Regions from separate parts of the Homo sapiens genome. Here regions 1, 2, 3, 4 and 6 are each linked to region 5. Evidence: chromatin loops called from intact Hi-C (ENCODE). Cell type or tissue: mammary epithelial cell. All regions are shown on one strand. Links, peaks and the distances in the headings refer to the core of each region. The heading gives the core; the rest is flanking DNA. Region 1 overlaps BACH2 (BACH transcriptional regulator 2). Region 2 has its middle 110 kb from the start of MAP3K7. Region 3 has its middle 120 kb from the start of MIR4464. Region 4 overlaps BACH2 (BACH transcriptional regulator 2). Region 5 holds the start of BACH2 (BACH transcriptional regulator 2). Region 6 has its middle 57 kb from the start of MIR4464.

Region 1 (5,336 bases), core at 283-5,282, 200 kb after region 5:
CCCAAACATGTTTGACCACAAGTCTTGGTATGGTGACTTAGCCAAATTAACACATAAAATTAACCATCCTACCTAGCGATTTCACTTCCAGGTATATATCCAAGTAAATTGAAAACATGTCCAAATATGTCTAACCATACAAAAATGTTCTTGGCAGCATTATTCATAATAGCTAAAATGTGGAAACAATCCAAATATCCATCAACTGATATAAATGGATAAACAGGATGTGGTAGATGAATATAATTGATTATTATGCAGCCATAAAAAGGGATGAAATATTGACATTTGCTACATCAAGTGTGAACCCTGAAAATATGGTAAAGTGAAAGAAGCTAGACACAAAAGGCCTCATAATAGATGATTCCATTTATACAAAATGTGTAGAATAGGAAAATCCACAGAGACAGAAAGTAGATTGGTGGTTGCCAAGGGTTGAAGGGGAAAGGAAATGAAGAGTAACTACTATGGGTGTAGGTTTTCTTTTTTGGATGATGGAAATGTTCTGATATTAGATAGTGGTGATGGTCGCACAACTCTGTGAATATACTAAAAAACATTGAATTGTATATTTTAAAGGTGTGAATTGTATGATATGCTGATTATATCTCAATAAACCTGTTAAAAAATGCCTAAGCCTCCAAACGTAAGTGGTCCTGGCCACCTAATAGAAAGCAGCAGGAGTTGCTTCTAAAATATAGAATGTATGCTGAATCCCATATGTGAAGAGTTAGAAGGGAATGAAATGATCATCACCATTTACTAGATACCTTCTGTGTTTCAGAAGCTGTGAACATATCAGCTCTCTTAGTCTTCCTTAAAAAACAAAAACAAAAAACATAGCCAGTTTTAAGGGCACACACCTGTAGTCCCAGCTACTCAGGAGGCTGAGGCCGGAGGATCGCTTGAGCCCAAGAGTTCGAGGATGCAGTGAGCTATGATCACGCCACTGTACTCCAGCCTGGGTGACAGAGCAAGACCCTGTCTAAAAAAAATAAAACAAAAGCATATGTTGGCTTTAATCTTCCTTGTTTGTTCACATCAGGAAACTGAGCCTTTGTTCAAATTGCTTGGCCAAAGTCAGCTATGTTGGGACTAGACCTGGGTCTCTCTGACTTTAGGCTTATTCCTAATTCACTGCCCCACACTTCTCCTGGAGGAGAAACCCTGTCCCGAACTGAACAGAGAGTGGCACGACCTGCCACTTAGAGAGGTGGGCAAAGTCTTCCCAAGAACAAAGGTATGAAGGCTGAAGTATGCTTTTGGAGAAAAAACAAAGGAATTAAGTGCAAACGGGAGGCCGTTGCTTTTATGATAAAGAAAAAAAAAACAGGTTTAATTTTTAAAACAAAAGTTCCACAAGGACCACAAGGAAAGTGACAGGAAGACAGAAGGGACCACAGGATCCAAGATTGCCAATTGAAAAGCAAAACCTAACACTGGGGTAGAGCCAGCATGTCATGGACCAGTAAGAGAAATGAACGTTCCCAGAGTAGCCAGCTGAATTGGGGAGAGGCCTAGCCGTGTTGACAGTCAGTTGGACCAGAAGCCACGTAGGGGTGTTCCGGAAGCTGAAACAAGTCGTTTCTCATCCAGAGACAAAAGTGGCCCCAGAAGAAGTTACCCTGGATGCTCCATGGATCAGGATCCAGTACAGGGGCTTGTAGACAAAGAGAAGTACTGGAGTTCTTTTACAAGAGATTTTAACCTGAGGTTTATGGATTCTTAGGGGGCCTACATCGTCTTCAAAGGGTCCTTGAGCTCTTGCTATCATGTGGAAATGTTTTGTGTCTATGCGTCTGGTTCTGGGGAGAGAGTCTTCAGGTTTTTAAAGAATCTATGTCAGGAAGAAGATATTTAAAAGTTATTTAAATGTTTCTCTTAAAGCGCTAGGCTAATTTTCTGGCTGTGTGATAGATTGTGTTAAATGGTCTGGCACTCCTAATTTTTGGAATAAAAATGAATTCTTAGTGAATGATCTCACAGCCTGCAGTGCTGTCTGATTCTGTCCTGGCATTTGATAGAACTTGTTAGGGGATTAGGTAAGACAGGATGTTGGTACATTTGAGGTCATTAAACCAAGAAGGGAAGGGTGGGGGTTGCGGGGGGGGCAAAGAAATCTTGCTAAATATATTGTGGAGCTGAACTAAATGCTGAATAGCTAAGGGACATTCTTTGTGTTCTGTGCCAAGACTTTAAAACCCTGTTTAGAAACAGACTAGAATGATGGAGACAGCTCCATCTAGATGCAGTGCATTGGTAAATGCCTGTCTTTCCAAGAAATACTATTTTACTTGTCCTTTTATGGAGGAGGCGTGGAAGGCTGTGATGTACTGGGTTGTATAACATTTTTGTAAGCGGATACAGCTAGTATAGAACCTAGAGAAACAATAAAAGCCGCCTTTTCACATGGTGTCTCACAGTTCCCGTTTCATTACTAGGAAAATAATGAATATGTCACAGAGAAGCTAATTCGTATGAAAGGTTTTTGTCAGCTGAAATGCATGCCCAAAAGTTTATTTTCTACCTGTCTTTTCTTTCTACTTCTTTTTTGTTTCCTTCACTCTTGTTTTGGATGTATAGTTTTAGAAAATACTCACTTTAAAAATGTATTGGATGGATAGTGGTGAAGGCTGTACAACGAAACAAATGTACTTGGTGCCACTGAACCGTATACTTAAAAATGATTAAAGTGGTAAATTGTACGTTTTGGATATTTTACCATAATTTTTAAAAAGTATATCGGCTAATACAGAAGGAAAACCCACTTACCCTTTGAGGCAAGAATTCCAAGTATCTTTATGTGGTAAATGCCACACCCTTTCCCACACGTGGTATGAATATGTAAGTCGTAGGGCAAAGTGTGTATGGGGTAGAAGTGCTCATTTAAGCATTGCATGGTCCCCACTCTGCCACTCACTGGCTATGGGACCTGGGACCCTATATCCCAAAGCAGATGTTAAGCCCTCCACAAATGCTGCCTTCTTCCTCCTCGGTCCATTACTCACATGTTGGTTTTTCAACAGTACAGTGAGACAGTGGGACTCAGTGATCTCCAAGGTCCCTTTCAGCTCTGCTGATCCATAGTTTAAACTCACTATTTTTAAAAAAAATCTATAGAACACTATGAAAATTCTCGTGGACAGATGTAGTCCACGGGCTTCCCATGTGGACACACAGCAGCTTTTGCTGCTTCTGACTTTCTCTCTCCTCTGTTCCACATTCTTTCTCTTCCCCAGCCTGCCAAGAGTCATCCATGAGCTTGGACCTGGGAAGAGAGGGCAGACAGGAGAAAGAAGTGAGGTGGCTCAGGACAGAAGGCTGGGAAAGAGCCTGGTGCTGGATGTCAGGCTGGACTAGGGATGCATGCAACAAGCCAGGAGTCAGCCCTGACAGTGCCACATGGTTATGGGTGTGATGGAACCCAAGGCCGTGGCCCCAGATTATCTGAAGGGTATGTGACCACAGGAGAAGTAAGCACGATTGATTTTTATACGAGGTGGATGGTGGTGGGAATGTAGAGATTAGATCCAGGGAGAGAAGCTGAGCTCATCGTGTGAGGAAGAGCCTCTGTTGGGGAAGAAGAGGCTATGTCAGGAGGTGCAGCAGGAGAAGAGGGCCAAGGGCCAAGTGCAGGTGTATGCTCAGTCTCCAGGCAGGGTTCAAGCTGAGAGCAGATGAACTCTGGCCTAGGACTCGAGGGCTGGCAAAGGCAGATCCCCAGGGCAATGTCTCTCCTCTGGTTCCTCTATGTGTACCTGTCACTGTACTCTGCAAACACTGATCTTCATTCATGTATTGGTGTAGCCATTCATTCAAGTTTGTGCCAGGCACTATTCCAAGTGTCAGGTATCAATGGTTAGCAAGAGAAGCTAGGTCCCTGCTGCTGTGGGTCTTACATGGACCAAGAGAGAAGATAGGTAATTATACAGTAAATAAACATGTGGATTTTGGTTATCCCTTGATGGAAACAAGCAGGGCAATGCCTAGCTGTTTGGGAGAGGACAGAGCACATTAAGGACAGTGTCTCTGCAAGTGACATATTTGAACTAGACCTAGTGAAGGAGAAGTAACCAGCATGGCTAAGGGTTGTGGGAGGGAATTCTAGGCAGAGAGAGAAGCAGGTGGCAAGGCCAGGCAAGGGCTTTGCATAGTCAAGGGACAGAAACGACACTGAAATATATAACAAGTAAGAAATTATGCTTCATGAACTATAACCATTTTAGCACTAAAACTCTTCATACAAATAGTTAAATTGCTGTGGGACCTGCAGCCTTGTCAGTTTACTTTCATGTTTTACTGGTGGCACATGGGAAAGTGGTCATGTTTCCTTCGCAGAAGAAGGATGTAGTCTCCCCACATTGTAGAGGAAGGCAGTGTTGTACAGGAAAGGAGGTAGCCTTGACAGGCCAGCTTGGATTCAGATTGCATGTTGTCCTGTCTCCAGCAGTATGACCTTAAGCAAAACACGTTGCCTCTCTGAGTCAGGGTTCTCTCATGTACCAGAGAGGCTAATAATTCCTGTAAAATTTCTAGCACAGTTCCTAGCAAATAGATATTTTCAGTAAATGGAGATGATGAAGGCGGCAGTGGTGGTGGTGGTGGAGATGATGATGATGATGATGGTGATGGTGATGATGTATCAATACAGGCTAGTATTCCAATTTTTATGTATAAAGTCTGCAGAAATCCAAGAATTATTTCAAATTATGTACTTTCAACACATTTCTATCACACTTTTTATTTTTCTGGCTTGTTAGTGGCAAGTAGTTCTGCCTGCACCATCCTTTTATGATAGAAGTGAAAATCTGATAACCTCTTTGTTGTATTTGGGAACTTAAACACCTTGAATGTCAAATAAGTGAATTTTCTAGCTTTGGTTCTTCAGCTAGAGTCCCAGAACCTGAAATGTTGAAGTGGAAACTTTCAGAGCTGTTTAATCTCAATTAATGTTCGCCATCCTGTCTGAAATAACTGCATCTCCCTCCCCACTTCTTTCTCTGTTGCAGCAAAAAAGCCCACTTTCTTTCATCACCTTTCCATGCCAGTAGAATAAAACACAAAAGCCACAAGATCTGTGGTTCAAAGGGGTTCTGCCTTATACAAGTGTCTGTTTAAATTCTGTTTGAAAGATAAGAGTTTAAAAAAAAAAAAAACTTCATCTCTGAATTTCCAAAAAATTAACAATTAACATCAATTGACCTCTTTCCTTTTGAACCCCTTCAGCCATAAAATGGCGTGCGACTACTCCACTTAGTGTTTCTGAATATAAATAAGGATTTCAGGGCCACTCTCAAGATGTTTGTTACCAAAGCTGTCATCAGATTTTCAGTAAT
Region 2 (5,336 bases), core at 75-5,074, 180 kb before region 5:
TCCCCACCAGGTTTCTCCCTAAACATGTGGTGATCCTATGGGGATTACAATTCAAGGTGAGATTTGGGTGGGGACACAGAGCCAAACCATATCAACAGAGAACTAAATGGGAAAGACCATCACATGACAAGGTGTCTAGAACATAGTAAGCAATCAACACTTGGTAGCTGCTATTTACTATTATTGTTGTTGTGGTGGTTGTTGTTGATGATGATGAGGCTCAAGACATGCTACCGCAATACATAGCACCTCAGCATTTAAGAAAACAGAAGCAGGAAGGTCTCTTTGACCTTTTCCTGCCATTCTCCCCTGAAGCAGGCCATGAAAGAATTCTCTGACCTTCCTCTGAAGTAGGTCCGAAGGCCCTCATTCCATGAGTGAGGAAAAGATATTACCTTCCCTTCCTCACATTGTTGTTGTGGGATGCTATTTCTGCACATGCTTAACAACCAGTCAGCAGTATGCTAGGAACATTCTCAGGCATAATTGTATATAAAATATTTCTGAAAATCCAAAGTCTGAGTAAGTCCAGCGAGGTGGCCAAACAAACCAGCCAAAGCCGCATAACTTATTATGAAGGCACATTCACCCCATGGTGTTTTACATCACTTTTATTTAGGTATCAGGATGATGTTAACAGGTGGTCAGTCACTGCTTATCCCTACTTGTCCCTCCTTACTGAGTTCTGATAGTTTAAAAATTGTGTTTCTAGATGGAGGGAGCCTCCCTGCCGAAAGAGTCTCCGCCTGGAATTGAAAGACCCACTCTGCTCCTCACTGATGTGCTCTCAGTCTCCTCATCTGTAAAATGGAGACAATCAAATCACACCTGTGCTGCCCACCTCAGGATCATTGCTGCGAGGACCGAGCAAGATGACGCGTGTGAAAGAGGGGCAAAACTGCCAAGTCCTCCACACATAGAAGTCATGCGGACTCTGCAGACGTCTCGCCATTCTATTCTAATTTGGGAGCTAATTCTTTATTAAAATTTTATTTTTATACCCTCCGTGTTTCCTCTAAATGCCTCAGATCCTCTGAGGAACCAGCTGGCATTTACTTCCATGTGTACCTCCATGAAAGCTTACATGGAACTTAAATGAAAAATTACATGCATATATCATTCATATGTAGATATACGTATGTATACACACACATAATTTTTACATACACATAAAATTTCTTCTCTGTACTAAATTTAAAGGACTACTCGTTAAAGCGGGTGAGACATTTGTACAATCAGTTTAAAAGATTTTTATTTAAAAACGGAAATTGCCCAAAGCAGACAACAGGAAATCATTCCTCACTGCAACTCAGATGGAGGAAGCCATCTAATTCTTGGGAATTTAGACACTCCTGTAGTAACGTAGCACAAAAATGGGCCTGGCTCAATCTGCTCTTCACATTTTGGTAATTTAAAAGGACATAACGGCATTTTATTTCAATGGTAATTGCAAACTCATGCAGAAAATGTAAATGCACATTTCATGATTAGCTTGCAGCATAAACTATGGCTTCTATTAATGTATTCCAATTTGTAATTCTTTTCACAGTATGAGATTTGAAAGCTGTGATTAAAATTAATTAGGTTAAGTAAAGTTTATCCCCCCTGAGCACTGCTATTGGGAACAAGCAAGAGGAAAACGCGAGCTACATCTGGCTCTGCAGGAAGCTGTGTCTTCACAAGAAGTCGGCTGACTTCTTTTCTCCCCACAGAGGTTGCATGCTGCTTATTTGGCATATCTCAACCACCATGTATCTCCTCAAGGAGCTAATTGAACCATTAAACTATTCTTTGCTGGCTCACAAAACCACATAGGCTGTGACTACATCATCTTCAAATAAGGACAGTAGGTGGATCCATCAATTGTTTAAATACAGTAAATCTTGGAGGGAAAAACACATACACCTAGTAAACCTGAGGTAGTGGTGGTTACCCCAAATCCAGTACCATAATTGCTATAGAAGAGGTGCCAAATGAGGGAACAATCATAAAGACAGTAACTAACACCAGTACAGGCCTCTCTGCTTTACACATAACTGTCTCAAACATTACCTCACTGGATCGCCTTAGCAATCCTGACAAGTTCTTATTATATAGTCCCATTTTACAGATGAAGGTGCTGATGTTAAGTGAGGAGCCCAGAATCAAAGGGCACTGGAGAGTAGACCAAGGTCTTTGGAGTTCCTGTCCTATGCTCCTTTGCGCTCACACACCACACTGGAGAAGTTTAAAATTCCCTAACAGTAGGTTTACAGACTATTGACCCTTAGGATCTTGAACCTATCACTTCAACACAACACCCAAATTTTGTGTATCAAGACCTTGGCACATTTTGGGGTAGAGCTGGTGTAACTGTTGCTATGTCAAGGAGAAAAGCACCCACAGAGAACAGGCCCATGTAAGCGTTGTTTGATATTCTTGGGGCAGTTGATTCAAGGGAAAAACCCACATTCCGAAACCAAAGGGTCTCCATAGATAAAGACTACTTCCCTGAAATTCAGAAATTAAAAAGAAATGCAAAGAACGTGTGCTTAGAAGCCAGAGAACATGGGGCCAGGGAAGCAGCATGTTAGAAAGAGGAGAACAAGTGGCTCCACATTTCAACCTCCCAGCCATTTACTGAGAGGTACACTTGGGGAATTAACTTCCATTTTTTTTCCTAGAGAAAACAGAAGGTTTAAGCCACTTCCTCCAAGTTATATTGGGAGTTGTCACTCAAAGGAGCCTTCGAACTCCTAGGCTGGTGCTCTTCACTCTATTTTGACTCTCACAAACTTTTCAGTGCTTTGTGGGGGGAATGATGAAATTAAATTAGGAAATTAGCATGCCAAGTTTTCAATAAAATATTCATCTTACTAAATTTTCATGAGGAAGATGCTAGTGCTTAGTGATTGACTGCACAGCTCGGACTACGGGATCCAGGACCCTTCCCAAAGCGAGCCGTACTTTTTTAAACCACTAGATGGCAGTACAAGCACAGCCTTCCAAGGACCCCTTAACGTTGCCTGCTCACAGCAGTGACGGGAGAGTTTTCCTACCCAGGCAGGGTGAGTCACCGCACAGCTCCAGGGTGTGGTGTCACTGTCAGTGTGTTTGGTAATCTGGAGTTTTCTCTGTGCTCTCCAGCCTCACCAGAGGCTGTGTAGTTTTGCTGGGGAGATACCTACTATGGGATCTTGAATATAGTCAATGAGAGAAGAGCTTAACTGGACTCCCCACTGTTTAAATACCAAGTCATTTCCATCCTTATGAATAAGCAGGGCCACTCGGATCCAGAAGGCGACACTCCAGATCTCCTCAACTACAGAAGCAACTCCCCAGGCTGCAAACACTCCAATCCCTTCCGCGTTGTGACCACCTGTAGAGTACGAGCTGTTAAAACGAAACCAGAGACTCAGAGGTAGGGATTTACTGGCAGCAAATTTCTTCCAAAACATGATGTTTAGCACGCATCTCAAAGCATCTTTTAGGATCATCCAGCCTGCTTGCCTCTAGAAAGGAGCACCCTGCACCAATGTTATTAATATTAGTTAATGCACATTGAACACACAGTAAGTGCTACATTATATACTTTATGTAGATTACCTCATTTAATCTCACAATGGCTATGAGAGGTAGGTGTTACGAATGGCCCTATTTTCAAACAAGAAGGCTGAATATTAGAAAGGTGAAGTGACTTGCCCAAGCCCCAGAATTTGAAATCAGGGCTCTCTAATTGAAAGTTAGAATTTGACTCGTGATATTAGTGTTTAGCACATTGTTTAACAGGGCATAGCATCTCACTTCTCCCATCTCTGCCACAGAAGGTTGCACACCCATGTTCTGGTTCAGAATTCTTTGGTGAGGTCAAGCAAGATGGCAGGAGGGAGAGCCTGAGCTGACCCTCCCTACCAGCCTGGGACCTGAATGCAGTTCCTACAGGCCTGGTTCAGCGGAGGTTCAGCTCAACAGCCCCATCCCTAGGGCCAAGGAGGCTTAGCAATCATCAGTTTTGTTCCTGACAAACAGAAGGCTGAGATGGCCCAGATGAAGCGGGGGGAGGGGTGGCTCAGCAACACACCCAGTACATATGCAGCGATTCCTGTGTGCTTGCCTCATCTTAGTGAGTGTCCTAGTCCATTTCGGCTGCTATAACAAAATACCTGAGACTGGGTAATTTATAAAGAAAAGGAATTTATTTCTCCCAGTTCTGGAGGTTAGGAAGTCCAAGATCAAGGTGCTGGCAGGTTCAGTGTCTGATGAAGGCTCATTCCTTCCTCATAGATGAGGCCATCTAGGTGTTGTCACCTGGTGGAAGAGCAACAGAGGAGTCTAAGCTGGCTCCTTCCAACCCTCTTACAAGGCACTAAACCCTTCATGAGGGTGGAGCCCTCACTACTTAAACACTTCCCAAAGGCCCCACCTCTTAAGACAATGCAGTGCAGATTAAGTTTCAACACATGAATTTGGGGGACATTCAGACTATAGCATGAGTTTTATCAAATGTCAACCCCTGTTTCTTCTTTGTGTCTCTGGATTGAAACTTTACTTAGCTCTTAGATTCATTTTGAAGATAACATAGTGCAAGATCGATTATCTTAATTCCACTCATGGAAACACAACCTGGAATTATAAATCTTCCTCTAGGTTTATTTCCCAAATGCTTGTTCATGATGATTCTTTCACTGGTCTGCATCAAAATGAGCACAAAAGAACAATGTGGTAAGTTTTTCATAAAGCTACTTTGAGATTTACAAGATAATTTCTTGTTTTGAGATTCTGTCCTTCCTATTTCTTCATGACTAAAATGTTTCTCTTAGGGAGGAATGGAAGTTGATTTATATCTAATGATGTCCCCTGGCAAGATAAAAACTTGGCAAGCCAATGGCTCTCTCCTGTTTTCGTTTTCTTTTTCTTTTTTTAAGGCAGGGTGTCATTTCGTTGCCCAAGCTGGAATGCCCAGAGTCTTGTTTTGTTGCCCACGCAGTGTGATCACGGCTCACTGCAGCCACAACCTCCAGGCTCAATCAATCCTCCCACCTCAGCCTCCCAAGAAGCTGGGCCTACAGGTGTGTGCCACCACACCTGGCTAATTTTTTCTTTTTTGTAGAGATGGGGTCTCACTATGACTGGTCTCGAATTGTACTCAAGCAATTATTCCACTTTAACCTCCCAAAGTGCTGGTATTACAGGCACTGGGCCTTCTTTTCCTTTTTAAAAAATTTTACAGATCAGAATCTGGGAATCGCAGCTCTGGGCAGTATTCAAACTTCGTTCACCTGAGCACCTAAGAGGTGTTTTATATACTGTCATCTAGTGGTCATCCTAGCTCACCCTCGCCAACTCTTCCCTTTGAG
Region 3 (5,336 bases), core at 248-5,247, 130 kb before region 5:
TAGATATCTTCTATTGAGCTAATTTCTAAATGACACTATTATGTTAAATGTGGCACTTCAGGTTCATGGCTGATGCTAGAACTAGACAGAAAGAAAACTCATGCTTTAAAAATGAGTCTGGAACACATGTTTATAGCAGCATTATTCACAAAAGTCAAAAGGTAAAAGCAACCTAGTTGTCCATTGAGGGGTGAATTGATAAACAAAATATGGCATATACGTACAATGGAAAATATTCAGCCTTAAAAAGGAATAAAATTCTACACATGCTGCAAAATAGATGAACTTTGAGGATATGCTAAGTGAACAAGCCAGTCACAGAAAGACAAATACTATATTATTCCACTTATATGAGGTAGCTAGAGCAGTCAAATTCACAGGGACAAAAAGTAGAATTATGGTTGCCAGGGCTCAGGAGAGGGAAGAATGGTGAGCTAACTTTTTAATAGATACATATTTCCAGTTGGAGAAGATGAAAATTTCTGGTGATGTACAGTGATGATGGTTGCACAACAATGTGAATGTTCTTAATGCCACTGAACTATACACTTAAAAATGGGTACAGTGGTAAATTTTGTGTTAAAATATATATTTTAACACATTTTTTTTTAAAAAAAGAGACAAAGCCATGTATTAGTTATGGTAAATATTGGTCTTGTCAAATAAAAAAGAGGTAGATCTGCTGAAACTAGATTCACAGAAATGAAGAAATGTAAGAGGTAAAATGATATATGGTTGAATAATCCAATCCATGGCAATCCATAGCAAAAGCTTTTCAAAACCAAGACTGAATTCTGTAATACATCTTGAATTATGAGATTTATAAGGCTAAAATAAAATCTAGCACCAATTTTTTAAAATAATAAAAATTCTAGACCATACCACCATCTGTTTCTGTAAATAAAGTTTTATTGGGACCTAACCACACTCATTTGTGTTATGCATTGTCTGTAGCTGCTTCCACTCTACCGTTACAAAGTTGACTAGTTGCAACAGAGAATGTCTGACCTGAAAAGATTAAAATAGTTACTGTCTGGCCCGATACTGAAGAAGTTTGCTGAACCCTGTCCTAAACATTTGAATATAAACTTTGCATTAGATAAAAGCCTTGTACCAATGTTAAATTTGCCTAGTGTGAGACTGTATTTTGGTTATTGGTGAGAATTCTTTTGTTCTTAGGAAAGGAGTGCTGAATATTTATGGGAGAACATTCAAATGGTAGGTAGACGGGTGGGTGAATGGAGAGAGAAAGAGACAGAGCAAATGTGGTAAAATGGTAACACTTAGTGGATCTTCATGAAGAGTAGAAAGGTGTTTACATATTCTTCTTGCAACTTTTCTAAAATTTGAAGTTTGTCAAAATAAAAATAGGAGAAAAAAAAACAAATAAATCTACCTTTAGAACCCAATTCCTTTCTGTTCTACTCTGCACCTTCTTGAGCCCTGGTGATTTTATGACTTCTTATGATTGCAGATTAGCATAAAATGTTCAAGTCAGGGACAAGATCATGCCCTCTCTGCCCTGTAAAGGCACAAAACTATTAAAACCAATCACAACCAATTAGTTCCTGGATTCCTTTTGGTGTTTTTTTTAAAATTACTTTTGGATTATTGTGTTTGGGGTTCTCCACATGCTATACAGATAATGCCAGCAAGTTCTCTTGTTGATGGGCTATAAAAATAACAAATGAGTAGCACACTTTCCCTACTTACATTTCTATAGACACTTAGAAGTAGAATGAGTCTACTTATGTTCCACTTGCCACTTTAAGGCACCACTTATCCCAGTGTTGGACCAGCTTTCTCTTCACTGTTTTTTGTTTGAAGAGCTGAAAGTGACCTCACTGCTCACAAGCTAATTAGGGATATATAACATGCATCCAGAAAGAGATACTTGAGAACAACTGTCAAGGAGTATATAGCTTCATACTGTCTCAACAATTCCACACTTAGAATATATTCTTAAGACTTGCTCAGCACAAGCTTTAAAGTGACATGTACAGGATTTTCTTTGCAAGATTTTTGTTTATTTGTTTATGGTGGTAGGGAATTGAAGGTAATCTGGGAATTGATGGAGGAGTGAATAGATATAATGTGGTAAATGCACACCATGGAGTACTTTGTGTCCTTAAGAAGAACAGAGTAGACATGTCCATAGCAACATGTGCACAGCACAAAAACAGTGCTTGGTGAGAAACAGAGTGACAGATAGTAACACAATAGCATTTGAGGAAATTAGAAGAACTTGCACAGAAGACACTGGTAGACATTTTTCAAAAACACTTAAAGCTAAGTGATACACATTAAATACTTTTCAAAGGTTGTTAGCAGAAAAGGGGAATAGAAAGGAATATATAATTAAATTAAACATTAGGAAACTCTTGAAAAGAGAGAAGAGCCTTGCAGCCCCAATGATGAGGTTTAAGGAAAAGAAAAAATAACTTACAAGAAGATCCAAGCAACAACATACAATATATAAGCGATGAATATATGAAGCCAAGAAGCAGTCAGCAAGAGTAGTTTATCAGGGAATCTTCCTGGAAAAGGTGACTTTTAGGCACAATACTTTATCCCTCACTCATTACCATCCCCCACTAATACTCCTATTAATCCCACAGAATAGCTGTGGCCATCATAGAAACTAATAATACTTAATGATAACACTGACTATGTTCTGGATATTTATTTAGTGCCAAAATACAATCTTGAATAATTTACATGCATTATTTTATTTAACCTCCACAAAACTCAGGACATCAGGATTATTATCATCCTATTTCATAGATGGCGAAACTGAGACTCAGAGACATTAATTTTTCCAAGGTGATATAGCTGGAATGTGGCAAAACAAGATTGATACCCCATATGTTTGACTACAAAGGCTGTGCTCTTAACATATTTTCTGGTGATGACACATGGCAGACACTCAAAAAATGCTTGCTTAATGCCAAACCAAAGAAGGCAACAGTGCTTTTAGAGCTTCCTTCCAGATTTGAAGCCACGCAAGTGGCAGCCAAAACAAATTCCTGTTAATTAACATGCTTGTTATGACAGGTAGTCCCAGTCCTGGATCTCTCTAGGTTTATTCATTCATTGAAAAAAAATGTATTTGATGGAGAATGTACATGTGCTATATTGTTCTAAGTGCTGAGGATACAGCAATGAACAATTCAAGCAAGGTTTCTACTTTCATGAAGTTACAAATATGTTGGGGGAGAGAGAAGGGGGGGCTATATTAAAGCTGAGATTATCACCTATCATAGTAAATCAAAATACAATTGTAAAGTATTAAAAGGCAGCAATATACATGTTATTTAAAGAAAATATACTGGTAAACACCAAAAGAAACTGCTATTTTATGTAGTTGCTGCTGAAGAGTGGAGTGGATCTTTGTGTGTGTGTGGCAGTATTTTGTTATAAACGTTTTTAGAATTATTTGACTTTTTAAACTACACACGTGTCACTTTGTTAAAAAAAAAAAAAAAAAAACACACTACAAAGCTACCATTCACCAAACCAGGGATAGAGGGAGATATGACAAATGCATCATATATGTTTAAATTTATTCACAGCCTAGAAATCATCATAGAAACTAATCTTTCCTTCAAATTTTATATCCTAAAATTTCAGCGGACATACTGTCCATTCAATAAATAATATTAGGCTGGGCATGGTGGCTCGCACTTGTAATTCCAGCACTTTCAGAGTCTGAGGTAGGACAGTTGCTTAAGGCCAGGAGTTTGCAACCAGCCTGGGCAACATAGAAAGACCCTGTCATAAATAAATAAAGAAATGGTTTGCAGCCAATAATCATAGTTTTAAATTAGTTGGGAAAATCTGTAGAGTCATAAAGCACATGTTTGCTCACTATTTGGATTACCAAAAAAAGAAAATGGTATGTTCACAAAGACCCATGCTCAAAGAATTCTTAACTAGTTAAAATCACCAACTATCCATAGAATTAAATTCAATGATTACAGAGAAAGGTTTGAAAAATATAGATAGGAATAATAAAACTATACTTATATGAGATAAAGAACTGGCAAAATATTCAGACTGACTAGTAAAGATTCTGGATTACTTAGAAATGACCAAAATAGACTAAAATCAAAATTGAACTTAACCTTTTTTTTTTTAACAAATTATATTCAAAAATCATAACATGATTGGGGAAATTGCTCATGGTATATGTGACAATTATGTAAGGCTTGATATGCATCAGATTCTTACACTGATGTGCTACCTGCTCTAAACTGTTCTCTTAGCCAATACCAGGAAAATACCTGTAAGTTTTTCTTTCTTTTGAGATGAAGTCTTGCTCTGTTGCCCAGGCTGGAGTGCAGTGGCATGATCTTGGCTCACTGCAACCTCTGCCTCCCGATTATCAAGGATTCTCCTGCCTCAGCCTCCCGAGTAGCTTGAATTACAGGTGCATACCACCACACCCAGCTAATTTTTGTATTTTTAGTAGAGACGGGGTTTCACCACGTTGGCCAGGCTGGTCTCAAACTCCTGACCTTGTGATCCACCTGCCTCAGCCTCCAAAATGCTGGGATTTACAGGCGTGAACCACTGTGCCTGGCAAAGTTTTTCTATTTTTATTGCTAGTACCTACTACTATTTTTCTGATTCTTCTGTCTCCAAAACCTCACTGCCATTCTTTTCTATAGTACTTCTTTTTTTTTCCTCTCTCTTTTCTTTTTCCTTTTGTTTTTTTGAGACAAGGTCTCACTCTATCACCCAAGTTGGAATGTGGAGGCTCACTGCAGCCTCCACCTCCCAGGCTCAAGCAATCCTCCCACTTCAGCCTCCTCAGTAGCTGGGACTACAGGTGCATGTCACCTGTTTAATTTTTTTACAAATTTTTGCAAAGATGGGGTCCCACTATGTTGCCCTGTCTGGTCTTGAACTCCTGGGCTCAAGCAATCCTCCCACTTCAGCTTCCCAAAGTGCTGCAATTACAGGCATGTAATCAGCCTCTTTTCTATAAAAATATTCTATTGCAGTACTTGATTTAAGGAGATTGTAGAAAATTTGGGGAAAGGTTCCAAGATATTGACACTTTGGTAAATAATTCTTAAGAGAAAAACCAAAAGAGCTTGATCTATTAAGTCAGAAGTGAGATAAGGAACATAAGGACTTTTTCTTGTTTGTATCCAGACCAATAACAACAACAAAAAACATAGACCTGTGAGCAGCTGACATGAAATTTGTGGTGACTAATTAATTTTTAATTAATTAACTTGTGCTGCCTTGTTCATCTACTAATTTCCAGGTTCCCAATGGCTTACTGATAAATTAGTCCTAATGAAATCAAACAGATCTAAAAGGAACCA
Region 4 (5,336 bases), core at 207-5,206, 320 kb after region 5:
TGAAGACATTAATGCCTGCATCACTTTAACTTACATAAGAACCTACCTTTGCCAGGGAACTCCTCTATTTTGAGACACCGAGAGAATAAGACTCCTCTAGGCAACCAGCTAGGCAGATTTTATAACCCGGTATAGCAGGCAGGATACTGGCCCCCAAAGATACCCATGTCCTTATCCCCAAAAACCTGTGAGTGTGTCATGTGACATAGCAAAAGGGACTTTGTGGGTGAGATTAAGTTAAGGGTCTTGAGGTGGGGGAGTGTCCTGAATGATTACAAGGGTCCTTAAAAGAGGGAGGCAGGAGGGTCGGAATCACAAAGTCCACTTTGAAGTTTGAAGTCCACTCAAGTGTTGAAGAAGCTTCTAAAGGTCCAAGTGGAGACCCTGGTCATAGAACTGGTAGGTTTGGTAGGTTGCTCCACAATTATCATGGAAATCAACAAACAGGTCCTGGGAGGAAAGTCAACTTTCCCCTGCCTTTTCCCCGTTTCTGACCATGGCTGTATGCAGCATCATCTCACATTATACTAGCTCATCTATTTTCCAATCACCTTTATTTTTTATATTTTCTTATTTTTTTATTTTCATTCTTTAGAGATGGGGTCTCAGTGTTGCCCAGGCTGGTCCTGAACTCTTGGGCTCAAACGATCCCCTTCCCTCAGCCTGCTGAGTAGTTGGGATTACAGGCCCAAGCCAACACGCCCAGCCATCTTTGTTTTTGTTGTTGTTGTTGTTTTGAAATGGAATTTCGCTCTTGTTGCCCAGGCTGGAGTGCAGTGGCACAATCTCAGCTCACTGCAACCTCTGCCTTCCGGTTTCAAGCGATTCTCCTGCCTCAGACTCCCGAGTAGCTGAGATTACAGGTGCCCGCCACCATGCCCAGCTAATTTTTTTGTATTTTTAGTAGAGACGGGTTTCACCATGTTAGCCAGGCTGGTCTCGAACTCCTGACCTCGTGATCTGCCCACCTCACCCTGCCAAGGTGCTGGGATTACAGGCTTGAGCCACTGCACCCAGCCCGTCGTTTTTTTTAAAGACCCTTTACATCCTGTGAGAACTTTCACCTCTTTCTCATTGCCAGATCAGAATGACTTACTGGGAAAGTGTGCTGTTTTTAAAAATCCTACATTAGGCAGAAACTGAAACAACAGACTGACATCAAAGGTGTCCATTTAAAGAAAGCCCCAGGCTACAGAATTCTGAGCCCTATCCTCCTCCAAAATTTATGACTCTGAAACCTAAACTGCCTTGGGTCTGCCTGGGAACCTGTACATAATTCCTATTACACACTGTAAAGCGTCCCAAATAGCTTCCAAAGATACCTTGTTTTCGTCAATGGGGTATCCAGGTTGTGGCTTTGGTTAGTTAGAAGCAACATGATGCTTTTTTTAGTCGTTCTCAGTCTTGAATTGGCCTATACTCTCAGACTTCGCCAACTCTTCCTCCTAATGGCCTCTCTCATCTGTCTATATTTCCCTTCCCAACACCACTGCCTGTATCCCGGCCACAGTGGTGCTTGCCTGGACTTCTGTGACTGGCTTGCCGCCCGTCTGGCTTGTTCCCCAAATGCAGCCAAAGGAGTCTCCCTCATACTCTCCTGCGCAACAGACTCCAGTGAGGCCCCTGGGCCAGCCTCGGCGGCGGACACGGAAGGACCTTCCCAGCCCGTCCCCTTGCTCCCTTCTCCAGTTTCACCTGTGCCCTTGCCCCAGCTGCTGCTCCTGCCACACCACACTGCATGCTATGTTCTCTCTTAGGTCTTTGCACATTTCATTTCTTCCATCTGGAACACCAGCTCCCACCCAAAACCTAACTAATCCTCCCTCAGGCTGCAGCTCATTTGTCACCTCCTCAGTTAGATGCCCTTCCGCCAGCAGCTGTACTTCCCCTGTGACATGGTTTGGCTGTGTCCCCACCCACATCTCATCTTGAATTTTAGCTCCCATAATTCCCATGTGTTGTGGGAGGGACCCGGTGGGAGATAAACTGAATCACGGGGGCGGTTTCCCCCATACTGTTCTCCTGGTAGTGAATAAGTCTCATGAGATCTGATGGTTTTATAAGGAGTTTCCCTGTTCGCTTGGCTCTCATTCTGTCTTTGCCAGCGGCCATGTAAGATGTCCCTTTGCTCTTCCTTCATCTTCCACCATGACTGAGGCCTCCCCAGCCATGTGGAACTGTGAGTCCATTAAACCTCTTTTTCTTTATAAATTACCCAGTCTCAGGTATGTCTTTATCAGCAGCATGAAAATGGACTTACACACCCTGTAAGTAAGAACCGTACTGACAGTTCTTATCATGGCTGTGTTGTGATTACCTGTTGACTTGTCTCTGTCCCAATAGCCTAGAACCTCTCAGACCAAGTACCGTTTCCTTCATATTCATTGTTTTATGCCCCCAGCACCTAAGACACAATAGAACCATGCAAAGTGGTCAGTATGCATTCGTTAAAGGGATAAGGTGATTTGTATCTTATATTGAAAAGGTGCCCACCAGTGACATCCCATATTGTGAATTCCTGTGGAGGAGAATGCCTGGTGTCATTACCTTGTTCTCAGCCTATAAACTTAATCCAGCTAAGTGCTGTAGTGTCACTGAAACTCACTGATCTGTGCCTGGGGCTGCATGCTTGTCGTCTGACGCAGTTGTTCCCATGTTACTGTGTGGCAAAGGTGAACTGAAACACCTAGGGGAAGGCAGCTAGCTGTGGAGTGTTAATAATTGCTGACAGATTTGGCAGTTCATAAAGTAATGATATCATTCAGGACAAACTAATAAATAAAATAGCCTTTATTCTGCATTAAATATAATTTGCTAAAAATGTATTCTATGTGATGAACAAACCATAAGTTCCAAATTCCCTTTTTATTGCACCTAAAAAATACACCGTTAAGATCCCGCATATATTTTTTGAGGCATTTGCTTCTCTTTGCCTTGCTCTCTTTCTGTGACTTTCCCTGCGACCCAGATATAGAAATATCTTGTGTTCTTGTGCTCCCTCTCCTGGTCTTTTCTGTCTTTCAGCCAGAGCATATTCCTAGAATTGCGCACCACCCAGGTGGGGGCCTGGGCATATGAACAAAGAAGCCAGCCAGCTCGGCAGTGCTTGTTGTAAGATCTGGGGGGGGCCAGAAACAAATTTCCTTCTTCATTGTTTGCAGTCCAGCTTGACTAAGTGAAAAAGGGCCGTACAGGTGCAGAAAAGAAACATGCCTGGTATCCTTTCTGAGAAATAAAATGTTCTTTAGAAAAACACACATACACACAAACATTATAATAAAAAACACCTGATATTATGTTTTTTTGAAGCTATGCCTCCCCGGAGATATACAAATGCATGTATAAATGTGTCCAATCTGTTCTGTTAATAGTGCTAATTACCTGATTATCTGGTCAGGTACAGTAATAAACCCCTTTGACATTCTGTTCCTTCCATATGCTAGATAAAGTGTTCTAATATCTGGTCTGTGACTGTATGCTCTGCCCGCCAAGAGTCAGGAGGTGGAAAGATCATCAAAGCCTGTCGGCGGCGCTTCACTTCGGGGCACAGAACTGGGAACAGGGCACTGCCAGGCCCTACCTTGAGGTGGCAGGACAGCACTGTCCTTACTCCTCACGAGGGTGGCCTGTACTTCACAGGGCCTCTGTTGCCCTTCACATCCTCCGAACTCTGACCCTGCCCACCTTCTTTCTCCTGTTGGAGTTGCTTTTAGACACTTTATAATTTCACCTATTTATCTAACATTCTTCTTTTTTCCCCATTTGACTTTCTGAAATGCCTTCTTTGCTAACTCTGTGGTCTTTCCTACTTTAGTGTAGAAGAGGATTTTTATTTTTTCCAAGCTGATCTAAAAGACAGTCATCCCCCAACCCCCACCATCTAAAATTCTCTTACTCTAACTTAGCAGGTTAAGGATGAACCAGTTTTGCTCACTCAACTCACCCAGCCTTCATTTCCAAGCCAGCTTGCAGTCTTTTCTCACCATCCTGCAGTTCCAGCAGGACTGGTATATGTGTCCTCTTCCATCTGTTTTGCTCCATGGTTTTCCGAGCACTGTCAGCCTCTTCCCAACAGATCGTTTCTCTTCCTGTCATGTCATTCCCTTTTATGAGCCCCATTTGAAGTTTCATTTAGGTGGGGTGGAGGGCACTGGTTTCTCAGGTAGAGAAGGGTGTTAATCCCAGGTGCATATGGCAGAGCCTTTCCTAGAAAGCATGAGGCTGCCAAGGTCAGGGTCACAATATTTGAAGGACAAAGGCTGACTCCTGTTGGTGCTGCGCTCTCTGTCCCCCACCTGCTCCCATCCAAGCGTAGTGGTAGAGTGGTGGCAGCCCACATCCGTCCCTTGTCTCTCATCTTCTGCTGCACCAGGAGTCTCAACAATGGATAGGTCAGCATCAATTATTCTCCTATTTGATTGTGATACATTGTGAGTTCCTCCAGGAATTCTTACCTTCTTAAGACTACATTTTTGCTGGGCACGGTGGCTCACACCTGTAATCCCAGCACTTTGGGAGGCCGAGATGGGCGGATCACCTCAGGTCAGGAGTTCAAGATCAGCTGACCAACATGGAGAAACCCCATCTCTACTGAAAATACAAAAAAATTAGCTGGGCGTGGTGACACATTCCTGTAATCCCAGCTACTCGGGAGGCTGAGGCAGGAGAATCGCTTGAACCCAGGAGGCGGAGGTTGCGGTGAGCCAAGATCGCACCATTGCACTCCAGCCTGGGCAACAAGAGTGAAACTCAGCCTAAAAAAAAAAAAAAAAAAAAAGACTACATTTTTAAGACACATTCTTTTTTTATTATTTTTCGAGACAGAGTCTCATTCTGTCACCCAGGCTGGAGTGCAGTGGCACAATCTCAGCTTACTGCAACCTCCGCCTCCCAGATTCAAGCAGTCTTCCTGCCTCAGCCCCCCAAGTAGCTGGGACTACAGGCATACGCCACCACACCCAGCTAATGTTTGTATTTCTAGTAGAGATGGGATTTCACCATGTTGGTCAGGCTGGTCTGGAATTCCTGACCTCAAGGGATCGGCCAGCCTCAGCCTCCCAAAGTGCTGGGATTATAGGCGTGAACCACTGTGCCCAGCCCAAGACAGATTTTTAAAACTACATTTTTTGCTTCTTTCAAGTTCACTTCAGCATCCAGCACAGTGAATGCTCAAGTAAATTTTTTGCATTGATTATTTAGTAACATTTATGCAAAATGCCTCATATGTACACAAAATACTTATGGCTTTAGCCTTTCTGTGATCTAATGATGTTTTATCAATTTAACTTTTCTTAAATACTGTCATCCAACTAGCATGAAAACGTGGACTTTTGTTA
Region 5 (5,336 bases), core at 163-5,162:
ATTTATTGCTGCTACTAAAATGCGTAAAGTTATCTCACAAACACATACTTACAAGAATGAGGAATGAGAAACAGAACCATCCATAAAACTATAAGAAACGGCCTGGCCAGGGCAGACCAGGAATTAGTACTCTGTCCTTGCCAGGGGTCAGGCAGGGACCTCAGAAGCAGGGTGTTTTGTCCTAGGGGGCACCAGACCAGAGGTCAGGAGACTGAGGGCTACTCCTAGCTCTAGGACTTTTCCTTATCTGAAGGCCGGGTCGGTTAGCAGAGAAAATCTCACAGTCCCGTGCCAGACCTCCACGCAGGGACTCTGCAGTGCTGTTAGAAAAATTAGCTCAGCACCTTCAGCTTGCTTTCAGCCATCACTTAGCTTTCCACACAGACATTCCAAATGGGGCCTTTCAAAACTCTGCCCTCAAATGAAGGTAGTTCAGAGCAACACTTTAGATGATATCACAAGACTCCCAGGACGCTTCACTGCTTCCTCAGCATACGCCAGTGCCCGTTTTACAGGGGGGATTTATGATCCTTCTCTCAGTAGAGCGAGCCAAACTTTTATAATATTCATTAAAAATCAGCACCACGTGTAATAATATGGAATACTGCCTGTACACAAGAGGGCCAAGTTATAGGTGTTTAGGGAAACGTGGCAGAATTTTCTGGCCTTGGCAAGAGGTAAAGTTGCAGGCACCAGCACAACACTAACACAACCTTATTTTATTGCAAATGTACATTCAGCCTAAATCCTAATTACCTTCTGTAAAATCCTAACCACCACCAAGCTTTCTTCTGACAGGGCACTCACACGACGGCCTTTAAGGGCAGCAACAACATCCTAAGAGCCGCAGAAAGGAAAGGCAGGGGAGAGTGGCTGGAAGGCAGTAGGAGCTGGGGCTGAAGCCCGGGAGGTTGGCTTTTAATGTCCTCCTGAAATTGACCACTCTCTTTCCAAAAACACTGGCTTGGGGGCTTAAAGGTTCGCTCAGTAGGGCAGGCGGAGGGCCTCCTGAAAAGGATTGAGAAGTCAACATTCAAAAGGCTGCTTTTACTCGCCCGGTCCCCACCCAAAAGGGAGTCCGGTCAGCTTTGTGGGGGCCAGTGGAGCATCTTTTCTTGCCCTTCCGGGAAAACGCTAGCTAACCCTGGGATCCCCGGTCCCGACGTCTGCTCTCCTTCCCCAGGTGCAGCACCTAGGGCTCTGGCCCCCTCCCCACGTGCCACACCAGCCCTCACCACTACTCTCACCCTGCTATGCCCCCAACCCTCGTCTTTCGTGGCCGGGAAGGCCAGGCCGAGCGGGGCGGTCAGCCGGGCCGGGAGGAGGGGGCTCTCCGGGCCGCGCGGCCGCACAAAGCGGGGAGATCTGCTGCTGCGGCGGCATGAGGCGCGCCCCCTCCCGCGAGCCAGCGGAGCGCGCGCGCCCGCCCCCGTCCCCCGCCCCCCGCCCCAGCCCCCGGAGCGCCATTCGCGGAGCGGCTTACGCTAGTCGCCGGGCGTACCGCGCCCCAGCGGCCGGGGAGGTGCGCTGCCCGGCTCCCGTAAAGTTATTGTGAATGGGGAGCGGGTGACGTCAGCGCCGAATGTCAACAATGTAGCGATTGAGAGTGTGGGCGTTCCGGGGAGAGCGCAAGCCGCGCGGCGCGGAGCAAACAGCGCCGAGCCGCCGCCGCCTCAGCAGCAGCAGCAGCAGCAGCAGCGGCAGCAGCGGCCGTGCACGCCCGGGCTGCGGTCGCACAGCGCTAACGTGAGCGGCCGCCGCCCTCGCCACCCCGCCTGCCCACTCCCGCCGCCGCCCCGCTCTCGCTTTCCCCCCGGCCTCCCCTCGCCCCTTCCCCTCCCCCTTCCCGGCGCACTCGGGGGGCTGGGAACGAGCTGCCATGTGATGCGCGTCCCCTCCGCGAGCTTTCGGTGACCCACGAACTGCCCACCTCGCCGGCTGCCGGGAGGGGGCTGCGAGCCGGGAAGACGCGGGGAAGAGGAGGCGGAAAAGGACGCAAAGTTCTCCGGCGAGGTGAGTCCCGGGCCCCGGGCCCCGGGCCCCGCCGCTGGGCGGGGTGGCGGGGCAAGTTTGCGGGGGGAGCGGGCGCGCGGGGCGGGCGGGGAGGCGTGGGGAAACGGCGCGGGAAGGGAGCCCCGGCCGCCGGGCGCGCAGCCGCCCTCCCCGCGCCCTGCCCGCTTTTATGGCATTTTCTAGGAACGGGAAGGGGGTGGGAGCCGAGCCGGCGGCCGCGCCGCGCCGAATGTGTGCTCTCCCTCCCGGCTGTTTACGGCGGCCGAGGCGCATTGTATTTTGCTGGCGTCGAAGGGTGTTTTGGAACAGCAGAGGGAGGAGGAGCAGAGAGTAATAAGTCAGGCATGGGGAGGGCGGGCTGCAGGAGGCGCGCGTCCGCGCGAGCCGCAGCAGCTGTCAGACCCGCGGCCCTGCCCCCGGCCCGGCGAGGCCCGGGTGTCCCGGCCCCCAGCCTGCGATCCCAGCTCCAGGCCGGGCGGCCTCCTCCTTAACCCTCGGCGTGCGCATCCCGGGCTGCTCCGCGAGGACCTTGGCCGCGGCGCCTTTGCGCTCAGCTGTCAGCCGCCGCCGGGTGGCCCGGACCACCGCGACCGGCGGGGAATCAAAGCCCAAGTTTAGGGTCGCAGGAAGAGGCGAGCTGGGGGCCTCGCGGCGCAGACCTGGATCGAATCTCTCCTAGCGAAAGATCGGGTTGTCGGAAAGCGTCCCGCGTAGCTAAGACCTAAGGGCGCCAGGCTTCTGAGAGGGAAACCTTGCACCTCCTCTCCCACAGATCCTCCATGAAGTCAAGGTGCAACACACACACACACACACACACACACACACCCTACACTCCAGTCTCCAAGCCCCAGAAGCTTCACCCAGGAGACTGGTTTATGAAGGGGACACTGCCCTCCCCGTCCCCGCGTCGAGGCGCTCCGTGGCCCCGCTGTGCTTCGCTCACCCGGCGGGTGTTCGGGAGCCCGGCGCCGCTGGAGACGGCGGCGGGCGGCGCTCACGGGCTACCCTAGGTGCCCACGAGGGGAGAGACTGGAGCGAGCATCTCGGCGACCTCGGTCTGGCCAAGCATTTGCAGGAACTCGGACCGTGAGGGGAAGCGTGCAGGGCCGGGAGTGAGTGTGTGAAGGGGTGGCACACTCCTGGCTTCTGGGGTCGCGGGCGCATGGGGCATCCCCAGCACTCTCCCGCGCGTAGGCGAGTTTGGTAACTTGAGGGAAGTTCCGGCGCGGCCGCTGCCGGGGTGGTTTGTCTGTGGCCCGATGAGGCGCGCCTCGCAGCCTGCTCTCCCGGTCACCGCCGTCGCCGTGACCTGTGGCCTCCAGGAAACGAGAGGGACCGGGGCGCCCCACCCGCGAGACGGACCCGCAGTCTCCCGGCGGGCCCGCGGGCGGCGAGACGCGGCGTTCCTGGTTTTCACCTTCGCTGTCTAGTGCTGCAGTCTCTCACTCTCTGTAAATTTCATCTGTTGAGTGTATTTAACTAAAAAGGGTAATTACTTTAGATAAAAATCCTTTCCTGCCTAGTGGGAACCTTGGCGGAGATGATGCCTAATGAGATATTTTGCTTTTGTCTGTTTAGAGTAAAATTAGAGATGTTAACGCTGATAACGGTTTTCTCAGATCATTAAAATGTAACATGTAGGAAAGGCACGTCTTGCTGCAAAGGCTCGGGCTGACATGAAAGAAGCTGAGCGTGAAAGGCTGCCCCTCCTTTGGCGGAGAGGGCTATTTTGGTAAGGCAGCGGGCGTCTTGCTTAAAATGTGAGATCGCCCCACCCTGGTTCTCGGGCACCTCCCGAGTAAACGGCGTTTTTCATTCTTGCAGGTAATAATAAACGTGAGTCAAAATGACATCTTGTTAGAATTAGTCTTTAGTCTGTAAGAGAGATTGCCAAATTACAGTGTTGCGTTCAAACTGCTCCACTGAAAGGTCTGTCAGCATTTCCATTATAAATTCAGTTTTTCTGGAGTTTATAATTTCACCACAAAACTTTGAGTGGCTGAAATGTTTTCCCTTCTAGTATTCTGGTTTTTGAAAGAAATTTATTGATTGCCCATTTCCAACGTTTTTTTTACTCTCGAAACCTGAATATCATTGAAATAGAGCGAAGTCCCAGAAATGGAACACACAACCATGGAATAAAGTATTTTTGTTAGAACATAACTTTATTGGTGCAGAGCCGTATTTTCGTTTTGCATTGCAGGAGGCTTCAGGTTTGCCATTTGGTAATCATGAATGTGTTGAGTAAATTCTTCTGCTGTCTGTCTATTCTGCAGGTGGACTGAAATGTCAGTTGGTAGTGTGTTTGCCAGGATTACATGGAGACACACACTTCTCAGTTAAGTGTGTGTCTGAACTCATAGCTAAATTGTGAACACTCCTGTTAGTTACTTTTTTGGTTCTTTGTATGTTGCATGTCAGGATCTGCTATGAAGAAGAAGGGGTGAGGTGAAAGAGAGGGAGGGGATCAGGATTCACTTTCTGTATTACCAGTGCCTGGGAGAAAGCCATTTATTATTTTCCTATTGAATTATGCCCTTTGACTTAGTATCTTCAGGCAATTCTTTTCCAGTAGCTCACCTCTGGCTGCTGTGTAAGGGGCTTAATTATTTGCAAACTGCCTTGAAATCCCTGGATGAAAGGCACTGAATAAGTGCACAGTATTGTTATTCAGATATGGAATTTAATGATCCATTATAGTTCATCAGGAAAATGCACTTTGCAGTGATGGTAGGAAATGTTTCCACCTGATAGAGGGTAATAATAACTGCTTAAAAGTAGATTCAGATTACAGATGAGACAATTAACTCTAGCCATGTGCTCTTCAATTTGTTGCAATTCATTTTGTGATCAAAGTGAGTCACAGAGGGCCAGATGGTCAGGTTCATGTTCAGATCTCTCCTAGGCCAGCCCTTCACTTCTGGGCCCACTGTCTGCACAGCCGACAGGACTTAGTTATTCATTAGCGCTTGTGAGCTGTTTCTCAGAATTCCTAATCGAGGCTCCTGTGATGCCAACAAAAGGGCTCAAGCCAATCTGTATTGTTGAGAGCAGTTTAATTTTACTTGGATTAACTTTCAGTGTCTCTGGTGTGGATCCAGTCTTAACAAAAAGGAAAGAGACCCTAGTGGCTCTCTATCTCTGCTGTGCCTGGCCCCTCTACTCTAGTTTTTGAACCTCAGATTTCAGGGGTGTGACATCTAGCTTATTGTAAATGCAGGCTTGATTGTTAATGAATGAGAGAATACTTAGATAAATAAATATCTTCCTGTGTGTCCAGGGGGTGAGAGCCAGTACTAGCTTCATGGGCATAAGACCTGTGC
Region 6 (5,336 bases), core at 70-5,069, 74 kb before region 5:
TAGACTCCAAAATATATAGCAGTGGTTCCAGTTTTCATTACCAGAAATAGCTAAAGGAAATGAAAAGCAGGTGAGAGAAGGTTTCCCTGAGCAAGGCCAGGGCTTCATTTTAATTCAGCTGCGTGGATGGCCTGCCATTGCCCCCTGGCCTCACTGCTCGCACACTCAGAGGTCAAGCTATTAAAATCAACCAAAATGCTCAAATTAATTTCTTTTAGACCCCAGCCCTATAATGCTTGCCAACAAAAGAACACTTCACTGACTTCTGGCAGGAGCGGCACTAAATCTCTGCAGTAGGAAATACAGTTTCTTCTTAGATGACACAAAATGTTTGGGACATAAGCTTTGGGGATCTCAGAATTAAAGAGAACATAAAATTATATTTGGGTGGGTGATAGAAATCTAAAATTAGTTCCGTATTTCTTCTATTGGTAAATTAAATTTTAATGGAATATGGTATAATGTGGCTTGTCGATATTAGCAATTGTTTATATCATGTTAATATCTGATAATGTCCCTTGTGACTACTGCTTGGAGAAAAGGAAAAGTGAAGTGGATCTGAAGATGTACCTTTTTTCCTTCTTATAAATAACCCTCATTTGCTTTTTTTATGTTCTTTAAGCAGCCCTTTTAATTCTTTGAAAATTTAGAATTGCCCAAGGATTAAAAAAGAAGTCGTTAGCATCTGCTTTGAATATATATACCAGAGATTAATGCCCACAGAGAAAATATAAGGAATAGCATATTCATTGGACAGGATTCTATTTGAAGTGCCTGTTGTAGGACAGTCCTTTCTTCATTTGCAGCCCTGCTCTGGCACTATCATTAATGGTGATTTCAGTAGAGAAAAAGGATCAGGAAATGGGTTTAAGCCCTGGTTCTGCGACTTATTGGTCGCTAACCTTTGACAAGTCACTTAACCTCTATAGAACTTAATTTCCCTATCTGTAAAATGAGGGATTGAACTAGATGATTTCCAAGGTCATTTTCTGCTATAACATTTTATGATTCTAAGTATCTGGCCCTCTTGGAAAAAGCATATATGGGCTGTGCTTATATGAATTTAGTATACTTCACACTCTAATGAGCTAAAAAGACCTTAAAGTGACAAATGATTATAACTAACAATAAAAGGATAAACATGATGTTAATGAATGAGTTTGCTCAAAATTCATCTTCTTGTAAGAAACATTAGCACAATATTGGTTTATAGCTATAGTAAACTTTAGAACCCAGGCCCTAGCAAAAGAAGTCCCCAAAAAGAGAGATCAGAATCTTACCTTTAGTGCTTAAACTCACTTGCTCCAGTGATCTCACACAGTGAATGTCCCAAGAATGCTGACTCTCCCTTACTAAGCCTCTAATCCAACCAGGAGAAAGGCAATAACTTCATACATGGATGTGCAAAGCTCATGGATGGATAGAAATGAGTCCCTATTAAAGGAATGAGTTCTTACATCAGCTGATCAATTATACCTTCAAGGCCAATATGCTCTTCTTTTGTAGCTGGAGTCAGAGATAAAGAGCTTCAGTCCACAAGGCTGACACCTCCCTAGTACCCAGAACTAACCCAGAACTCCATTTCCTGTGGAGCCATCCTTTCTGCTCATCTTATTCTTTGACTTCAGTGACTCAAGTGAACCTTTATTGCCTAGGTTCATTCTGATTCACACGAGGAACTTTTAAATGTTGTAAACAGCACAGATAGAGATATGTACACTGCACTCACAGGGGTGTGGGTATACATAGCTGTGCTCAACCACGTGCATGCTCCCTTTACAAGGATTGATGTCAAAAAGAAAAACAAGCTCTTTGAGCAACCTCAAAAGCTAAACTGAGTCTTAAAATTTTAGATACCAAATTTACCTTCTAGTCCAACAATTTTGTTAAAATTTCATGTTTTGCACTGTTAATGATGGCATGCTTGTGTGGCATTTGCATTCATAAATGCAAATGTATTTACATGGCATTATACCCAGATGATTAATAAATTGTTTGGTTAACTACTTTGTTTTAGGCTAGTGAGTCTCTATTATTTTTAAATAGTTACTCCTTCTAATATGAAATATATTCAAACTTTTTTAAAACTGAAATTTTCTTCTGGACTTAAAAAAGAGACTAACATTGATTAGCACAAAATTTCAAATGGATCCACTAGTTTTGTAATAAATTAGCTCTGGCTGATATGGAGAAGGCGATGGGTTGAATTCTGTCCCCCTCCTGTCCATTCTTATGTTGGAGTCCTAACTGCCAGGACCTCAGAAATGTGACCTTATTTGGAAATAGGAGCATTGCAGGTACAATTAGTTAACATGAGGCCATACTGGAGCAGAGTGGGCCCCTCATCCAATGTGACTGGTTTCTTCTAAAAGGAGGAAATTTGGAGACAGAGACACACAGGGAGAACGCCATGTGGAGGTGAAGATAAAGAACACAACGGTGCTTCTACAAGCCAAGGAATGCCAAGGACCTCCAGCAAACCACCAAGAAGCTCAGGGGGAGGCACAGAACGAATTCTTTCTCACAGACCTCAGAAGGAACCAACGCTGCTGACGCCTGGATCTCAGACTTCCAGCCTCCAGAACTGCCAGGGAATACATTTCTGTTGTTTAAGCCATTCAGTTTGTAGTATTTTGTTATGGCAGCCCCCAGGAAACTAATACAATAACTAAATTTGGAAACTTTCTCTTGGCTTTTTTTTTTTAATTATCAAGAACAAGTGCCTCTAACAATTTGTATAAGTCTGACTTGTTCATCCTACTAACTACAAACATGCACACATATGACCACGTCCAAACACAGAGATAAGTATCTGGACTCAGTCTCACTGAGCGTAGTTGCTGGGAATGCCCTGGAGAGCATGCTGTAATAGTGGGCGTCAACAAGGATGGTGTTTTCTTACTCTCAGTCTTGAATTAGTAAAAGACGAAGAAAAAAAGCACACTTGCGTATTCGCTGGTGTAGGCCCAGTCATGATTCTTTTAAAGACGCTGCCAATAGATTTTAGTCATTCTCTGGCCAAGGTTTCTCTTCAACCGCAAACACTACATAGTTGCTGAATGAGTCACCACCTTGAGTCATCTAATTCCTTGACCAGTACATGCCTGCTGCTGACAGCACACAGTGTCTCTGGTTGTGTATTTTGTTTTGCTCCCGTCTCTGGATCTTCTTTAATACTTTCTCAAGGGCAGGGTTAAAGATTCACTGTGAATCCTTAGAGGATGAATCTCACTTACTTAGTGGCATGTGCACTGGCTGGTCATCAAGAACCAAGACATTAAGTTTTATTAAGCTTTCTCATACCTGGATCTCAACCTTATGTGGTCTTATTACTGAAAAAAAAAAAACAGTAAATGTAAGCTGAAAATATTTTTCCCCCTTCAAACTGTAAACCTATGCTCAAAAATTCAGGGGAAAACAAAAGGAAAGAAGAATGATGTTCCCAGGAAGGATGCCAGTGGAGCACAGCCCACTAAAACAAATAAACCTCAGAGCTTATTTTTGCATGACTTTTAAAAAGTGTGGCTTAAAGATATTTTCTCTATCAACATAACCACAAGATTCTTTGTTCTTGAATAGGAAAATATTTTATTCTTCAAGGTTGGTAGACTGAAGCATTTTGAATATTTGTAACTTTCTTTGTAATTTCTATCACTTACCTAATTTTTATTTTTCCATGAATGGGTACTTATATTATGGAAATAGAAATTAGAAAAATGGAAAAAAAAGTTCTTTTAATTCATTTCAACTATGCTGCCCTAGCTCCTAACTTTACCAAATACAGGGAGGAGAAAGATACATCTTAAGTTTCTACCTTAAATGGATAGGCTTCCATAAGCTGAAGAATGACTGTTCAAAGGTATTATTCATAACATATATTTGCATGGCAATACACAATTCTCACAAAACCCAATTCATCCTAAAAACGACCCCAAGAACCATATTGAGGAAACAGAAGTCCTCAGGTTATATGGAAGGTGGTGGGGCCAAGGACTCTTGGCTCAGTGCTCTTTGTTCTCCAGCCTGCTAAGGCAAATTGCCCTGGACAGGAGGCACAGCCATCTGCCACGGAGAATACTATAGTTAACTCTCCATCAGACTCCTCTCTGCCTAAGGACAGCAAAGCAAGCCACAAAACGTCTCTGTGCTTCTGTTTCCTCATCTGCAAAATCAGAATAATGTCACCAACCCTAAAAAGATAAGGTGAGAGTAAAATTAAACAAGGCCAGTGAAAGAAAGTTAATAAACCATAACGTGTTGTACACATTTTATACAAATCCCTTCTTAGAAGTTATGTCACAACAGAACACAAATAGCCAAAGCAATCTGAAGAAAAAAAAAAAAGTGAGAGGCATCACACTTCCTGATTTCAAATTATGTTAAAAAGCTATAGTAATCAAAACATGTGGACACATAAACCAATGGAACGGAAGCCTAACCATATATAGTGAGAACAATTTTCAACAAGGCCACCAAAAGGTTGCAATGGGGAAATGTTGGTCTTTTCCATAAATGGTGCTGGGAAAACTGGATCTTCACATGCCAAAGAATGCAACTGGATCCTTATCTTACACCATATGCAAAAAAATCAATTCAAAATTAAAGACCTAAACATAAGCCCTGATACCATAAAACTCCTAGAAGAAAGTGTAGGAGGAAAGCTCCTTGAGATTGGCCTTGGCAATGAGTTTTGGATATCATAACAAAAGCTCAGGCAACAAAAGCAACAATGAACAACTGAGACTACATCAGACTAAAAAGCTTCTGCACAGTGAACAATTGGCAAAATGAAAAGACAGCCTACAGATTTAGGAGAAAATATTTGCCAACCATACATCTGATAAGGCATTGATAATTAAAATATAGAGGGAACTCACATGACTCAATAGCAAAAAAAAAAAAAAAACCAAATTTAAAAATGGGCAAAGGAGCTGAATATATATGAATATATATGCATATATGTATGCATACATATATACGTATATATGAATATATACGTATATATGTATGCATACATATATGTATATATAGAGAGGTATAGATATATATATAGAGGTGTATATATATATATATACTTTATACATATACGATATATATATTATATATCTCTCTCACAATTTCTTCTTTAAGAAGAAGGTATATATATATACACCTCTCTCTATATATATGTACATATAGAGAACATATATGAATATATATAGAGAGAGAGGTATAGATACACATATATATAGAGAGAGGTGTATATATAGAGAGAGGTATGTATAGGTATAAGTGGAACTTATACATATATAAAAACACAATTTCTTCTTTATCCATTCATATATATATATGAGAGA

What was found. A loop is a pair of places that touch in the nucleus more often than their neighbours do. Peaks named below come from ENCODE experiments on the same cell type or tissue, not always from the same donor. Only the 100,000 strongest peaks of a DNase experiment are listed, where the experiment ranks them.
Region 1: a loop joins it to region 5, with 8 times the contacts of the local background. A loop is called at or near these places in 56 of 110 quality-filtered maps.
Region 2: it touches region 5 in a loop (5-fold over the local background); 68 of 110 quality-filtered maps call a loop at or near these places.
Region 3: it touches region 5 in a loop (6-fold over the local background); 3 of 110 quality-filtered maps call a loop at or near these places.
Region 4: a loop joins it to region 5, with 8 times the contacts of the local background. A loop is called at or near these places in 64 of 110 quality-filtered maps.
Region 6: it touches region 5 in a loop (4-fold over the local background); 32 of 110 quality-filtered maps call a loop at or near these places.

The regions. Positions count from the first base shown.
Region 1 is chr6:90,095,049-90,100,384 of GRCh38, reverse strand. All of the region lies in intron 4 of BACH2 (BACH transcriptional regulator 2), which reads left to right. Among named protein-coding and RNA genes, the nearest start is that of BACH2, 200 kb to the left of the region's middle. In mammary epithelial cell, for the core only: a CTCF peak has its summit at 2,243; a DNase peak (open chromatin) is centred at 2,134; H3K27ac peaks cover 2,890 bases.
Region 2 is chr6:90,477,138-90,482,473 of GRCh38, reverse strand. No RefSeq gene overlaps it. Among named protein-coding and RNA genes, the nearest start is that of MAP3K7, 110 kb to the left of the region's middle. RefSeq lists a silencer at 2,877-2,986. In mammary epithelial cell, for the core only: a CTCF peak has its summit at 2,960 (motif pointing right); a DNase peak (open chromatin) is centred at 3,053.
Region 3 is chr6:90,426,374-90,431,709 of GRCh38, reverse strand. No RefSeq gene overlaps it. Among named protein-coding and RNA genes, the nearest start is that of MIR4464, 120 kb to the right of the region's middle. In mammary epithelial cell, for the core only: no CTCF peak of the experiment used is centred there; a DNase peak (open chromatin) is centred at 2,979.
Region 4 is chr6:89,968,492-89,973,827 of GRCh38, reverse strand. The region is part of intron 6 of BACH2 (BACH transcriptional regulator 2); the gene reads left to right. Among named protein-coding and RNA genes, the nearest start is that of GJA10, 77 kb to the right of the region's middle. In mammary epithelial cell, for the core only: CTCF peaks have their summits at 3,010 (motif pointing left) and 3,579; no DNase peak of the experiment used is centred there.
Region 5 is chr6:90,293,157-90,298,492 of GRCh38, reverse strand. It overlaps BACH2 (BACH transcriptional regulator 2), which reads left to right and starts at 1,650. Exons shown (of 9, transcript NM_021813.4): 1 at 1,650-2,013. It overlaps LOC124901361 (a long non-coding RNA gene), which reads left to right and starts at 3,287. Exons shown (of 2, transcript XR_007059676.1): 1 at 3,287-5,336. It overlaps LOC105377891 (a long non-coding RNA gene), which reads right to left and starts at 1,254. Exons shown (of 7, transcript XR_942778.4): 1 at 757-1,254. RefSeq lists silencers at 1,737-1,786, 2,412-2,471 and an enhancer at 3,255-3,344. In mammary epithelial cell, for the core only: CTCF peaks have their summits at 1,506, 2,334 (motif pointing right) and 3,008; DNase peaks (open chromatin) are centred at 1,582, 2,332, 2,952 and 3,082; H3K4me3 peaks cover 2,734 bases.
Region 6 is chr6:90,366,909-90,372,244 of GRCh38, reverse strand. No RefSeq gene overlaps it. Among named protein-coding and RNA genes, the nearest start is that of MIR4464, 57 kb to the right of the region's middle. RefSeq lists an enhancer at 2,179-3,378. In mammary epithelial cell, for the core only: no CTCF peak of the experiment used is centred there; a DNase peak (open chromatin) is centred at 2,904; H3K27ac peaks cover 1,605 bases.